3 separate regions of the Homo sapiens genome follow, and regions 1 and 2 are each linked to region 3. Evidence: chromatin loops called from intact Hi-C (ENCODE). Cell type or tissue: PC-9. All regions are shown on one strand. Links, peaks and the distances in the headings refer to the core of each region. The heading gives the core; the rest is flanking DNA.

Region 1 (4,624 bases), core at 431-4,430, 180 kb before region 3:
GTTTCTCCCTCTGTGGGTGTCCTGTGGTCACCATTTCCTTTGCTGTCTTGGGGTAGGGAGGGATTAGGAACCCACTGATAAATTAAACCCAAGGGTTCCCATCAGTGAAACTCAGAGCTAAGTCCCGGGGAAGGGGAGGCTGTGCCATTTTCCTTGATGGGCCTCTCTCCAGCTCCTGCCCCTCCTCCTCTCCCGGCTTCTTCTTCGATCTGTGCTGAGACCTGACACGCAGCTTCTCTGACCCTTGACATGGGCTGGCATCCCCCACAAATCTGAATCTTCCCCCTCCTCCTCTTATTACCTGGAGCAAAGAAGAGCTCAACAATTGATTTTAAATGTGTTATCATCGGGGTCCAGTTTGCATTTACTTGGTTTCTTTGAAATTCAGAAAAGACACAGTCTTCACCCCTTTAAAAAAATCAAATTTCATTTTGGATCACGCCTCCATTTGCTTCTCTGTAAAATGAAGGTGGGAATCAGCCAGGCAACTCCATAAGATACCATGCAGCTCTAAAGCTGATTTCATATCCCACACCCTGCAGCGGCTTATTAATAAAAATGTATTAACACTGACCTAAAGCTCAAGACGAAACACATTTCCACAGCCGCAGATGCGTGGAGCTTGTTGCATCAGCAGCGTTGTGCAGACAGTGAAGGGTTTGTTGGGGAATTATATCAGGCTCCCACCAGGGCCTCCTTGGCTCTGTCCTTTGTACCAGTGACAGTGCAGATGTGCTGACTGGCGAGGGGTGGAGTGAGCAGCCACATCAATACTGGAGATGTCTGAGGATGTGTTAATGACTGATTCAGAGCCGTCAATGGCACCATGGAAGGCCCTTTGTGATGGTCCCAACCCGGGGTAGGGATATAAGGACCAGCAATGAAGGACCCATTTCAATTCAACAAAAATGTATTGAGGCCTCACCAGGTGCAGGACACTGCGCTCAGCTTGGGGAGAGGCCGGCAGAGAGGGACAGAAGACAGACAGTGGTGTCAGGGCTGCAGCTCAACAGTGCTTAAGTCAGCTGAGCCCCTGGCATCGCACTGCACCGATTGAACAGCGAGGTTCTTTGCACACCATTGTTCCAGCAAGTCAAACGACTTACTTCTAAAGGTGGGGGCTGTGCCCTTTGAAAGTCCCAAGAAACAAATGGGCCCACTTTGGCTTTCTGCTCAGGATGGCCTGTTCTGCAGCACCTCGTGCTGACTGACTGCCCCTCTGTGACATGCGGCAGTGCGGATGTCACAGAAATGTAAAAATGCCCAGAGGGTGCCAATGTCCCCACCAAATGCTCTCTTCTCTACACTCCGGTAATCTCCACTTAGCGTGGTCCACAGAGCGCACATGTAGACAGACGCCCTTCCACCGTTAGCTCTTACATTTTCACATGTGAATCTCAGTGGTTGAATGACACGTTGATTTCTGAGTGGACTAAAGTTGATATTTGAAATTGGATTAAGCATTCCAACCTGTAAGAGTTAAGTCATCCTTAAAGTGTGAAGACTGAAAAATAACATTGAATAAAATTATAGATAAAATTCCTTTAAAAGCAGGAAAAATCTGACAAGAGCCAAAAGGGACTTTATATAATGATATGTAAAAATATTTATTACAAGGAAATAAAATAAAAATATCTACTTATTTACTCTAGTTTTAAAGAAGTTAGAGCAAAGACACAAGTTGGCCAAAATCATCAATTTTATCCCCAAATCAAATCCTCTTATAAAAACTATTACCAGAAGATCTCTGTTTAACATCTCTAAGCCCCGGTCAATACTTTGATGCCATCATGTTCTAATACAAGTGATGAACCTAGAGAGTCTCCTGGAATTTGCTGCTGTGGGGTTTAATCTGTATTAAAGTTCTTATCTTTGATGGAGAAAGGTTTGTGGGGGAAGCCCTGATCAAACCCGACAGTTCTGCCTACAGAACACCAATCAACTCAGTGCTTGGATCTGGAAGACATTTCACAGAACTGCAGAGTTTTTGCACTACTGAAATGACCTTGAAAACCCAGGCAAACAGGCTCCAAGGTAGAAAAGGCATCTTCCATTTGGGAAAGAAGAAATGCTTTGGCCAGACATTGCTCAGAGGTCAGAGGTTCATTTTTGGTAATCTCAGTTAAGTCCCTCACTAACAGGACCCCTCACCAAGGTGCTGTGAAGTCCCCAGTGGCTGGCTTCAAGTGTTGGTGGGGTAAGACCTTATATTGGTAGGTTGCCTGTGGGGTGACAGATTGAGAGCAGGTCATCACTCCCACCTATGCCCATGGAAGACATTACTAATCAATCAGATGCAACCTCAAACCTCCTAACACTGATCTCAGGCAGCAACTCACTTCTGCACACCCTACTGTGACAAGGAAAATCCCCCAGGCCAAACCCAGAAAGCAATTTCCTCATCAACAGCTTTTGGACCACAAGCCTAGGGTCACCGCTAAAGAAAGTCAATTACAAAAGCTTTGTGCTTATAGGTAGCATTCAGAAGTCTGCCATTAGTCATGTTTAGAATTCCAAGAATGGACTTGTATGAAGAAGGCTGGCTCAACAAACTTGGTAAAAATACCAACAAAACCCAATACACTGGGCCCTTTGTTTATCTGGGCTGTTCATACAGAAATGTTCCAATTCAGAAGTATTTACAAAGAACTGAAATGACCATTCACCAAAGACCTCTTGGGTTGCTCTAAAGTGATTAAAATGGAGGGACTGGCCACTAGAGATGACTGATAAAACTTGAATTATTTGCAAGCCAGAACCTTCCTGCCAAACTGCATTCCACAGATAACTAAGGAAGTCACACAGGGTCTAAAACTGCTTGTGTGGTGGCTGGCTCACCTCCTCGACCCCCGCCACAAGCCTCCCTTGGTTAATAAAGGTGGAACCCAGAGACCATTCTGAAGACTGCATAAGACCCTCCTACCCCTTTGATCCGGGGAACCTGATGCTTAACAGAGGAATGGGCATCTGAAGCTTTCCACAAACATGTCCATGCTGTTAACTGAACGGTATATAAAAAATGTGGATGCTAACAATACTTTTGGACCCCAGCTAGGTTGCAGAAATCTAGCAAGGTTTCTCCAGGTCCTAAGCCCTCCCCTATGGAGATGGAGCAGGTTTCACTGGTTACAGAGAATCAGCAGTGGACACCAGTAATCAGAAGATATCATTCACAGCCAGATTTTTTAGGCACAGTGCTGTATCACACAGTAACTTGAAACTAATAAGAGGTAATAACGTGTTAAAATTTTAAGAATAAGATTGGCTTCTAAAAATATCATTGCCAAGTCTACCCATATAATCACATCCCTTGCATTCCGACGAGCCTGCTGGAGTGGGAAAGGGGGTGAATTTTGGTGACTGCCAGGGAACTGCTCATGGTGGGCAGCCTACTTTGTCTATGCCATGGCCCTTAGTGGTTCCCATTAATCGTGTCCTATTAATACTGGTGGCAGTTACTAAGTACCTTCATGCTTTATTTTCATATCCAAGATGTTTGTTCTTAGTTTTGTTGGAATCAAAGGATACCCATGGAAGTTTATTTCACATGTCAATATTACCTAGTGCCTATGTCTGTGGTGGGGGTAGAGGGACAAGAATTTTCTCTGAAGCAGTCAGAATTCTTTTGATGGAGAACTTGGAACTGGAAGAAGTAGGTCATTGCTTGGCACAGCTGGTTACAGCTCAGCCTGGGGATCCTAAGGTCCCACCTGGCTGGGAGGACTTCCAGGTTCAGGTCAAGTCTATGCATCTTTCAAAGCCTTCTCCTCTCAATATGGTTTTCTCAGGTGTTTTTAGTACAGAAAGGAGAAGGCACTCCTGGTCTACCTGAATCATGGTGCATGTGGAGGCTGTAGTTCTGCCTGCAAAGCAGTTGGGTTTTTGGATTTACAAAGCAAGTGCAAGCAACAAGGGCAGACTTTCCAGGGGCTGAGTCTCAGAACTAAGAGGTCGAACCACCGAAAATGACCTTCACAATCATGAATCTATTGTCTTATTCTCACCCTTTGACAAGGAAAAATACACAGTGAAAAAAACTGGATTATAAAACACTGTTCAACATAATCATAATTTAGTAAACCAAAAATGTATGCAAATACTTATAGAAAGAATACTGAAACAGCAAAATATTAATGGTGGTCCCTTTGACTTTCTCCCTCTGCCATTTTTGGATATAGAATGATAACACTAGCTGTGTTGTACCCCCTTCAGGAAGTTCTTCACTCTATTATGCACATACAGAGGCTAACAATATACGGAAAATGTTACATCTCACACCCTTAGACTTCTGCAGGAAATAACCCAAGGGCTACCAAGTTCACACCAACATACCATACAATGCTGCAAGGAAGATTATCATACTTGATTGTAAAATTGATACTTAGTTTGAAGCCCTCTTAACATTTTCATCCATTCCACCAAAAATTAATCTTCTCTGTTCTATATTAATGGTGACTGGCTAACAAAGGAATCTCTACAATTGATTATAAAATTGATACTTAGTTTGAAACCTCTTAATATTTTCATCCATTCCACCAAAAATTAATCTTTTCTGTTCTATATTAATGGTGACTGGCTAACAAAGGAGTCTCTAAACTTGTTTGAGCACATGACCTCAATGGTA
Region 2 (4,624 bases), core at 431-4,430, 680 kb after region 3:
CCGCATTGACAGAATGAAGAATTAAAATAATGAGATTTTCTGCATCTCAATAAATGCAGAAAAAGCATTTGACAAAATTTAACATCTTTTCATGATTAAAACTCTCAAAAATTATAGATAGAAAAAATGTACCTCAACATAGCAAATGCCCTATGTGACAAGTCCACAGCTAATATTATACTCAATGGAAAAAGTTGAAAGCTTTTCCTCTAAGATTGGAAACAAGATAAGGATGTCCACTCTCACCACTTCTATTTAGTAAAGTACTTACTGGAAGTCCTAGCCAGAGCAATAGGAAAGAAAAAGAAATAAAAGGCATCCAAATTGAAAGGAAGAAGCAAAATTGTCTGTGTTTGCAGGTGATACCATCTATTAAAAAACCCTGAAGACTTCACAAAAAACTATTAGAACTAATAAATTCAGTAAAGTTGCAGGATACAAAATTAACATTTCAAAATCAATAATCTATCCTTTCTTTTCCTTTCTTTCCTTTCTTTCCTTCCTTCCTTTCTTCCTTTCTCCTTTCTTAAAATCATATAAATGGCCAACAAGTATATGGAAAAAATGCTTAACATTATTAATCATCAGAGAAATGCAAATTAAAACCACAATGAGGCATCACCTCATACCTGTTAGGATGGCTGTTATCAAAAAGATAAAATAAAAGTGTTGGTAAGGATGTAGAGAAAAGGGAATTCTTGTACACAGCCCCATGAAAAAACTTGGCTGCTTACACCCCTGGTCACAGGACGATTTGTGTAGTAGTGGGAATAGAAGCTGCTGAAGGGTTTTCAGCTTCTCACGGATAAAACTAAGGGAGTGTCTTGCTGTGACCAGGAAGATGGCCCTCCAGAACAGGGAGGGGGTTCCCACCTTCCCTTGGCTTCCCAGAGCATGGTGGAGAGGTTAGGACTCAAACAGATGTCTGTTCAAATCCTGATGCTGAGGCTATCTCACTGTAGGAATGTGAACGAGTTACTTAACCTCTCTATGCCTCAGTTTTCTTGGCTGAAAGTGAAGGTAGCAACACATAGCACTTAGGGTTGTGTAAGGAACTAATTGGATAATGTGTATATAAATTACTTGGTTTATGGTAGGTGCCCAATTGATGATAGCTGTTAGTCTGCATCAGTACCACTAAGTGTAGGCAATCAGGAAGCCACACTAGAATGCCAAAGAAATGGATAAAAAGACCATTGAACATCTCTCAGATATAACATCATTATGACCCCAGGGCATAGCACATAGTTAGCACTTGGTAAATATTTGATAAACTCAATGAATGAATGAATCAATCAGTATGTCCTAGGCCATCTCAGACATGCAAGTAGCAATGAGGGTGAAGAGCTCATCTCTGGAGGAGCTAAGAAAATCCCTGTGATGATTATACTATTAATAAAGCAGCAAATAATTAAGAACAGTTACTCCATGCCTGATGCTAAACTTCAAAACACCCTTATAAGGTGGTGCTTCACTTCCATTTTACCTAGGAGGAAACCGAAGCACAGAGAGGTCCCATAACCTGCCCTATCTCATGCAGTTACAGAGAGTGGAGCAGCGTCTATGTCTGGATCTTGGGGCAGGAAGGTGGTGGAGCAGTGCCTCCTCCCGCTTGGTTAAAGTGACAATGGGCAAGGAAATTGAACTCAATTTAGTGCTGAAGGCAGATGGAGGCATTTCCTGAATGAGGACAGGATACGGGGTGGTCACTCGGTTGAGGCCAGTTACGTGCATGGTGCCACCACAGTCGGCTCCTACGTGGCCTGATCAGGTTGCTGAAGCTTCACATGTTCTTCTGTTTGGAGTTGGGAACTGCACTGCCATTTATTAGATGATCCCAAAATGCCCTGATGTATTGTACACTTCAAGGTCTGCTTGGTCATGTTGCACTGTGTTTTCACCATTTTCATCATCCAGCTGAGTAATTTTACGTAGAATAACAAACAACACACAGCTATTTAAAAGATCTTTATCACTGACATTCCTACTGCAAACGAATGGCATTGCTATTATAAATCTGAAGCTCTCTAGCCCACAAACCTGTTTATCCTTTTTGTTTGTTTGTTTAAGACTTAGAATACAACTTTGTTAATGTGAAGTTTCTTAGGGCATTTTTATTACCCCTAACAAAGGACAAGCAAGAAAAATATCAGGACTAACAATGTCCTCTTAACATGGCCAAAGGTGATCGAGTGGGGAAATACTGGGGGGCCTGGCAGGGGTCACCAAGCCCTGTGCCACATGAGTGAGGTCACCTGCTCCCCAATTTGCTTGGACTATGACTGTGAGTGCCAAACGTGAGTCTTGGCCAGCTCCTGGGGTGTGACCAGACTTGTCAGCTATGACACCTGCCAGCCTGTCCTGACCTTCCTCAGGGATGACACTGGCTGGGTGAAGGGTGACCCAAGGAAGCTCGTCCATTGTTGGTACCTGACCCATGAGATGTGAAGGTCATTGGAGCTGAGCCAATCACATCAGCTCCCACTAGGATGTGGCCCAGGCACCCAGGAGAGAGAGGATTGGTCCACTGGGAGCAGCGGAACCTGCAAGGCCCCAAAATTGAGAGGGGCTGTGGCTCCCTGGGAAATTAGGATCATAAACTTTTGACAGTGCCTGACTGTAGGTCTGGTTCTCTGACTTTCCCTATTTCACAGAGAGGACTCATCATGCCTGGGTTGCACAGTGTCCCCTCCTAGAGCATTCTGGGTTGAAGGCCTTTGCTCCCCGCTTCCCTGTTCCATCCCTGGTCCTGGCTGAGGCAGGTGAGAGGAGTCCAGAATTGGGCAAGTTGGGTGGCTGAGTTCCATCTCCTTGGTGCTCTGCGTGAGTGTCCAAAGGACCTTTCCGGGCCATAAAGGGATCACTTGCCGCTCATCATTGCCAATGAACAGTTCTTCCTCCCTAAGTCCCACATCTCTGCTAAGGAGCCTGAGTATCTGGGGCCTTTCATCAGCCAAAAATAAGCTACCATGTATGAGGTATGGCTGTGCTGCCCTTCAACTTTTAGCAAGATGGTAGGGGATTGTGTGAAGAGCCCACGGCTGGCCCTTTCATGATTTATGTTGCCTCTCTGAGCCTCATCTTGAGGAGCACTTTGAGAAGGCCTGACCCATGCCCAACAAAAAGCTGATCTGCCAAAAGTACAGCTAGTGGGAATGACTGGTGACCTTGCCAATCCTGCAGGCCCCTCTGTGACTTCACTCTTAAGCTAGGCCACCGTAGAAACCATTCCTGGTCTCCATCTGGGTCTAAGTGGTGGTGGTGAGGTCCTGCCAGTGCCTGGCCCTCCCTAGAAGGAGCTCTTCGGGGGTTCTTAAGCTGTTTGTGGGATAAGCTCAGATAGAAACAAAAAGCAAGCTTACAAAGGACCAAAAGACTCCTATTGTCTTTGGTCCTCACTTTCTCTATCTGAAGACAATGAGGGAGTTGGACAAGCCAATCCCAGAGCCTTTCATTGCCCTAATCAAGATCAAATATAGAAATGTGAGCCAGAGGGAAATACAGGAGCCCTATCAAAGCTAGGCATGATAGGGCCTAGCTTGGTGTCACAGAGAGGAGGGCTCAAGCTAGGGGCTAGGAGGAAGACCCCAATCCCTATGGCCTGTTTGAGTGTATTATGTCCCTACCACATCAGCCAGTGTTTACAGGTTCTCTCCTGGGTTCTGATCTAATCTGATCTACTTCTGCACTGGGCTGCTCCGTCTCCCTGACCCCGTCTCCCCATCATCTGGGAAATTTTTCCACAGTTCCTGTTTCTCTCCTGAGCTTCCCTATCTCTGAGTCCTTAAGGGAAGGACAAAGTAGGACCCTCAGGTTGGGATTTCTGACTGCAAGCAACAGAAATTAATCAGATCTCAGCTGACTCGAGCAAAAGAGAAATGCATGAAAGGACACACAAGTAGCCCCAGAGAAAGGCATGTGTCAGGGTCAATTGATTTTTATCCTTGTGTGGCTCCACCAAGATTGAAATTCCTGGGAAGAAAGGATCTGCTTGGCCTTATGGGTTGGAGTGGGACTGGGTTAACATTTCTACCTATGTTGAAAGCATTTTCTAATGTCAGATGAACTGCTGTTATAGAAAACAAGGAGAACATCTGTTGAACAGACAAAAACAACTGATGCTTATCATTGGCTCATGCTCGTTAGAACATTCTGGAAACACTTTAGGATAGAGGGAGAAAGGTCTTGCTGTTTCTGCTCTTTGAAACTGCAAATAAAGAAAGTTCTGCTTTTGGAATCTGACTTAGCCTTAAGATGGATATGTTTAACTTGTCAGCATGTTGACAATGATAATGCCTTTGTTAATGAATGCCTTTGTTAACGAATGTTCCACATTCATTGACTTATTTTTTTCACAACCCCCTGTAAAAAAGGGAAGCAAGGCATTATTATTCCCATTTGACAAGTAAGGAAAACCAGGGCCTAGACATGAGTGGCAAGAACATAAAGGACATGCCTATGGCTACTCCTCTCCCCTCATTCTCAAACCCTCAATGAGACCAGAGGCCCAGCCCAGTGACCTTCTGGCTCCTTCATCTTCTGGCTCCTTGATCTCCATAATGAAGATGATGATGTCAAAGGACCTCCCTGGCCAGTATCTTTAAAAGGGAAATGACGATCAGGC
Region 3 (4,624 bases), core at 169-4,168:
GATAATTGTCATGTACTCTTTTCTGAGCAACAGCTCCCTCACATAGAGCAGGAATCCCGTGGCTCTTTAAGGAGGAGGTATAAGACACTGATTCTGAATCGACCCTACAAGGGCTGGGGTGGCAGGCATTCCAGGCAGATCTTAGATGATGAGGCTTAGAGAGGCCCAAGGTTACGCAGCTCAAACATGAAAGAGACGGGGTTGGAACGTGGCTCCACCTGACTTCCAAGGGCAGCATGTCTCTTATTGCACCACAAGGCTGCCCGTGATGCTGTTGCCTCCAGCTCTGGCAGGGCAACATGGAGTCCTGACCCACAAACAGTCCTGTCCTTCTCTTATCACTGCTGAAGCTCCAGGACTCAGCCATTATGAAATCCAACCAAGCTTCTGGTGGTGAGTGCCTCATTACCCTGTAATCCCCGTTTATAACAGAGGTTTTCTTCCCTGGAGAACATGGGCTGAGGATCCTTGGACATGAGAACCAGAAGTGCTGGCTAGTTCTGTCTCTCCCTGGAAACGTGGCCATCTCTTGGGAGTTTGCTTCCTGCAAGTCAGTCCCGGCACCTATCACCTTTGGGTGTTGTACCAGTTGCTGCTTTGCTCTGCCCAAGCTCCTTGGATCCCCTTCACCATTTTTGTGCCCATAGACACCTCTTGTGCTTTCTCCTTAACAGCCAGCATCTGAGGACAGCTCTCAGGCTGCTGAAACCCACTTTGCCTGTGTGCATGGAGAGCTGGAAATGCCTGGGATGTGCCTCTTCCTGGGGCTACCTGTGACTAATGACTGATCAATCCCCAGCTTCCCCCACCCCCAGACACTCTGAGGTGTCACCTGCCCTATCTCCAGAGCTCACCTGGGGGAAACAGCCAAAGTTACCCTCCAGGCAGGATGTCACACTCCTGCTTCTTGGTCCTACTTTCCCACTTGCCTACCCGTTTTTCCAGGGAACAATTGCTAATAAATCTTTTTCAAATGAATTGCTTCCAGATGAATCCTCATCTCAGGGTTGGCTTTGGGGAACTCAAACTAAGACAGTTATATTAACAAATCTAATTGCTGAGCCTCCAAAGCTGAGAACCAGCAGACTGGTTCCATGGGCTGAATTTGGCCAGCAGTTGTATTTTGTTCAGCATGCCTCCTCATCCCTCCTGATCTCTTCTCAAAGCAAACACTCTGTTTGCCATGTGGAAATAAAATTCTTGACCTTGGCTAATAGAGTGCTTATCAACTGTGTTGATCCTTCACAAAGAAAAGCAATGCATGTGGCCACCACATAGCAAGTGCTTCAAGAGCCACTAGTATCTCCTGCAAACTTTGCAATTACCTGTGAGAAAGAAGCTAACATCGTCTGATTTTAACTGATGAGGATTCTGATTCATAAGGGCTTGTTTACCCAGTTTCATATCTGGGGGCCAGCAGAGATGGGGTTTGAACTGAGGCAATTTGACTCCAAAAGACATGTTCTAACCACTGTGTCACATAGAGACCCGGGAAACCCACGCCTGCCCTCCTGGCCCCCAATCAAGGCCATCTCATAACTGGTGGGATTTTCACCTGGTTTTTGAAACTTCGATTTGGTTTTTGCTTGTCTCTTTCCCTATTATTTACTTTCTTTCTTTCAACAGCTTAGGGCTTGATTTGGGTAGGCACAAGAATAAAAAATGATTGAGGACGATGTATTTTTGGAGGAATTTGTATCTTTCTGTAAAAGAAAAGACTAAGCATCTACATATATTTAAATTCTCAAATTGCAAAGTGGCAGTTCCTGGGACCCAGAAATTCCACAGAATTTCTAAGGCTGCTTCCAGAAACTGGACCTTTATGTGCATGGGGCTGTGGGTGAACCAGAGCAAGTCGTCAGGAGAGGAAATCTGCCCCCCTCCCCACCTTGTGCCACTCCTCCTCCAACAAGCTGTCAACTCTGCAGTGGAGAACAGTGCCAGCCTGCAGGCTTTCTGTTCCCAGAGCTCAGGGGATGACTCAGTTACTGAGGTATTTCCTTTTTTCATAAGCCTACCATGCAGAGATTTTCAAATTATTTCCCTGAAATGTTTCTCCCCTCACCTTTGCTGCATGCCTTGTCTCCAGAAGGCACAATTTTCAATAGATTCTTCCTAACAACGTACCAGCCAGCATCTATTAGGCTCTTCTTAGATGCCAGACACCCAGCTCAGCATTTCATATCTGTCAGCCCAGCGCTCCCTCACAGCCACACTGGAAGGTCTGCATACTAGGCTTCCCATTTTCTGGATGAGGAAAAGGAGGCCCAGAGAGTTTGCCCAAGGCCATTTTGTCCAGAAGTAGCAGAGGTGGAGCTCAAACCCTTGCCAGTTTGCTCAAACCCTTTAACCACTCTGCTATACTGCCCCATTACTATTAAAATATTCTTTTTATCCATGGTAGATTGTATTACTTGTCTGAAATCGTTGCTACCCTCCTATCCCTTGATATGACTTTCCCGTGGGCAGATCCTCTACCCTTAACTTTGGCTTTGGCCATATGGCTTGCTTTGGCCAATGGAAAGAGGATGGAAGTTAGAGTGTGTCATTCTGAGCTGAGGCCCTAGGCAGATAGCACGTTCCTGCCAGTCCTCTTGGCATTTCCACTCTCTGCCACAAGAAAAGCACATTCCTGAAGCCAGCTTGAGCCCCAGCAGAAAGCTGGGACAGCTCACTCTACCTGTGGGACAGTCTTGGTCCCAACCTGATGCCCTGAGTGAGCCCCTCTCATCTAAACTTGGCTGAGTCCAGCCAAGACCAGCCAAAGCACAGCCAACCAGCACATGGTGGGTACAAAATCAGTGGTTGCTGTAAGCTACTGAGCTATCAGGGCTGTTTGTTATGGGTCATTTTTGCAGCAAACCTCTCATCAATATATGTATTATCATTCTAGTCTAGCCAGTGCCACATGGACCGGCTCTCAGCATCATGGTGGTGGAGTGCAGGATCACACTCTCAGGGAATGAATGGGTCTGTGAAATCATCTGACCCGGCTCCCCTTCCTAGCCTTCATCCCTCCCTGCCTCCTAAGGCAGACCTCTTCTTCTCTGGACACTCTGAAAGGAAGTCTTCCCTAGGTTGAACTTTGAAAGTCTGTGTTCAGCCAACAATTCATGATTCCTGCCTCTTCTTCATAAGATTGGCACCTGAGTCCCTCACAACCTTTGTCACTCTCTTACAAGCACACTTCTGCTTGTCAATGTCCCTCCTAAGCTACGGGTAGGGCCACTTGCTGGTTTGCTCTCATATCCCTGCCGTGTCCTGTTTCCCATTCTTCTCTGCATCGTAGAGGGGTGAGCCCTGCGAATGAGTGTCCTGGAGTTCTTGCTCACTGGCTTGCAGATAGGTGTGGCTATCAAAAGGCTCTGGGGAGAGATTGGGAGAGGAGAGACAGGGAGGAGCCAGGGTACTTCTCCCCACTATCCCTGCTCCAGGTAGTGTTTCTGGCAATGGCTGAATGTTCTCCATGGGTCCAGCTCCTTCTGTCAACAGGCCTCCCACTGTATCCTCTCCTTCCAAGTCCTATCTAGTGGCCCCTAGAACCCAAGTTTGGGAGTATCCCCTCCTCCTTTGACCCTTCCAGCCCAAGGGGTGATGGTGGCTTCTAGTTGTAGCTAAACTCTCGGTTGCCTCTCCTTCTCCTGTTTCTTTTGCAGCTAACTCTTCTGACCCTTTGCCCTTCCCATATTAAATCCCCCTCATCTCAACTACTTGGCCTGGACCATTCTGTTTTCCTCAATGGACATTGACTAATACAGCCTCCTGACTTTTCAGGGATTCATCTCACATGATATACAACATGCCCACCCTTTATGCAAACAGAATTTACATGTGAAAATAGGACATGAGTTGAATTGCAGTTGACTAGCTAACAAAATGTTAAATTTTGTAGCTGTTTAATTATCAATATATTAATTTCGAATAAAGTTTTATTTTAGCACTGTTTTGCCAACATGTTTTTCCCTAGCCCTTGGGACACTTTTGTAGCCCTTAAAAAGCTCATGGGCTCTGTGGACAAAATCACTCTGATGGTGGTGACTGAAGTAAACAAAGATCAGTTGCAAGAGACTGTCTACTCCAGAGAGTTGCTCTCTCAGTGAAAAGCCAAGAGGAAAAGGAACCCAAATCTTCACTGTTGGGTGCCATTTTGCCCAGAAATTCTCTACTTTCCCATCCAATAAGACAGTGTTTTTATCCTTTAAGAGGCCCAGAGCTCTGAAAGACTTTGTGTCTATGAGATGGAGTTTCTTCATGATCTGAGAGGCAAGAGGATTGTAAATGTGTCAATGGAATTCAGATTTCCCAAGTTGCCCAACCACTATAATACAGTTAAAAGCAAAACTCCCCTGGAAGGCTGCCGAGACTCTAAGGCAGGATGCTGCACAGCCTTGAGAAGACAAACAGCAGCTCTGACAGCCCCTCCTTTGCAAATGGATTTGGCTCTGTGAGCTGGGCTCCACAGCACGGTGAGACTTAGCCCTGCTACTGAGCTGTGTGGCTCATCCTGGTAGGAAAATGGCCACACCTGGGAAAAGAAAATGCTGCTGAGGCCTGAGGCCAGCACCCAGACACTGAGCCCTGAGTCTTCTCATCAGGCCGATGGGAAGAGTTCATCTCGTCAGCC

What was found. A loop is a pair of places that touch in the nucleus more often than their neighbours do. Peaks named below come from ENCODE experiments on the same cell type or tissue, not always from the same donor. Only the 100,000 strongest peaks of a DNase experiment are listed, where the experiment ranks them.
Region 1: a loop joins it to region 3, with 5 times the contacts of the local background. A loop is called at or near these places in 1 of 110 quality-filtered maps.
Region 2: a loop joins it to region 3, with 10 times the contacts of the local background. A loop is called at or near these places in 1 of 110 quality-filtered maps.

Annotation. Positions count from the first base shown.
Region 1 is chr3:44,046,456-44,051,079 of GRCh38, reverse strand. The region is part of intron 2 of LOC124909489 (a long non-coding RNA gene); the gene reads right to left. Among named protein-coding and RNA genes, the nearest start is that of MIR138-1, 65 kb to the left of the region's middle. In PC-9, for the core only: no CTCF peak of the experiment used is centred there; DNase peaks (open chromatin) are centred at 2,619 and 3,089; H3K27ac peaks cover 2,568 bases.
Region 2 is chr3:43,183,158-43,187,781 of GRCh38, reverse strand. No RefSeq gene overlaps it. Among named protein-coding and RNA genes, the nearest start is that of POMGNT2, 79 kb to the right of the region's middle. In PC-9, for the core only: no CTCF peak of the experiment used is centred there; a DNase peak (open chromatin) is centred at 1,991; H3K27ac peaks cover 3,044 bases.
Region 3 is chr3:43,867,637-43,872,260 of GRCh38, reverse strand. All of the region lies in intron 1 of LOC107986081 (a long non-coding RNA gene), which reads left to right. Among named protein-coding and RNA genes, the nearest start is that of ABHD5, 180 kb to the right of the region's middle. In PC-9, for the core only: no CTCF peak of the experiment used is centred there; DNase peaks (open chromatin) are centred at 810, 1,230 and 1,980; H3K4me3 peaks cover 1,367 bases; H3K27ac peaks cover 4,000 bases.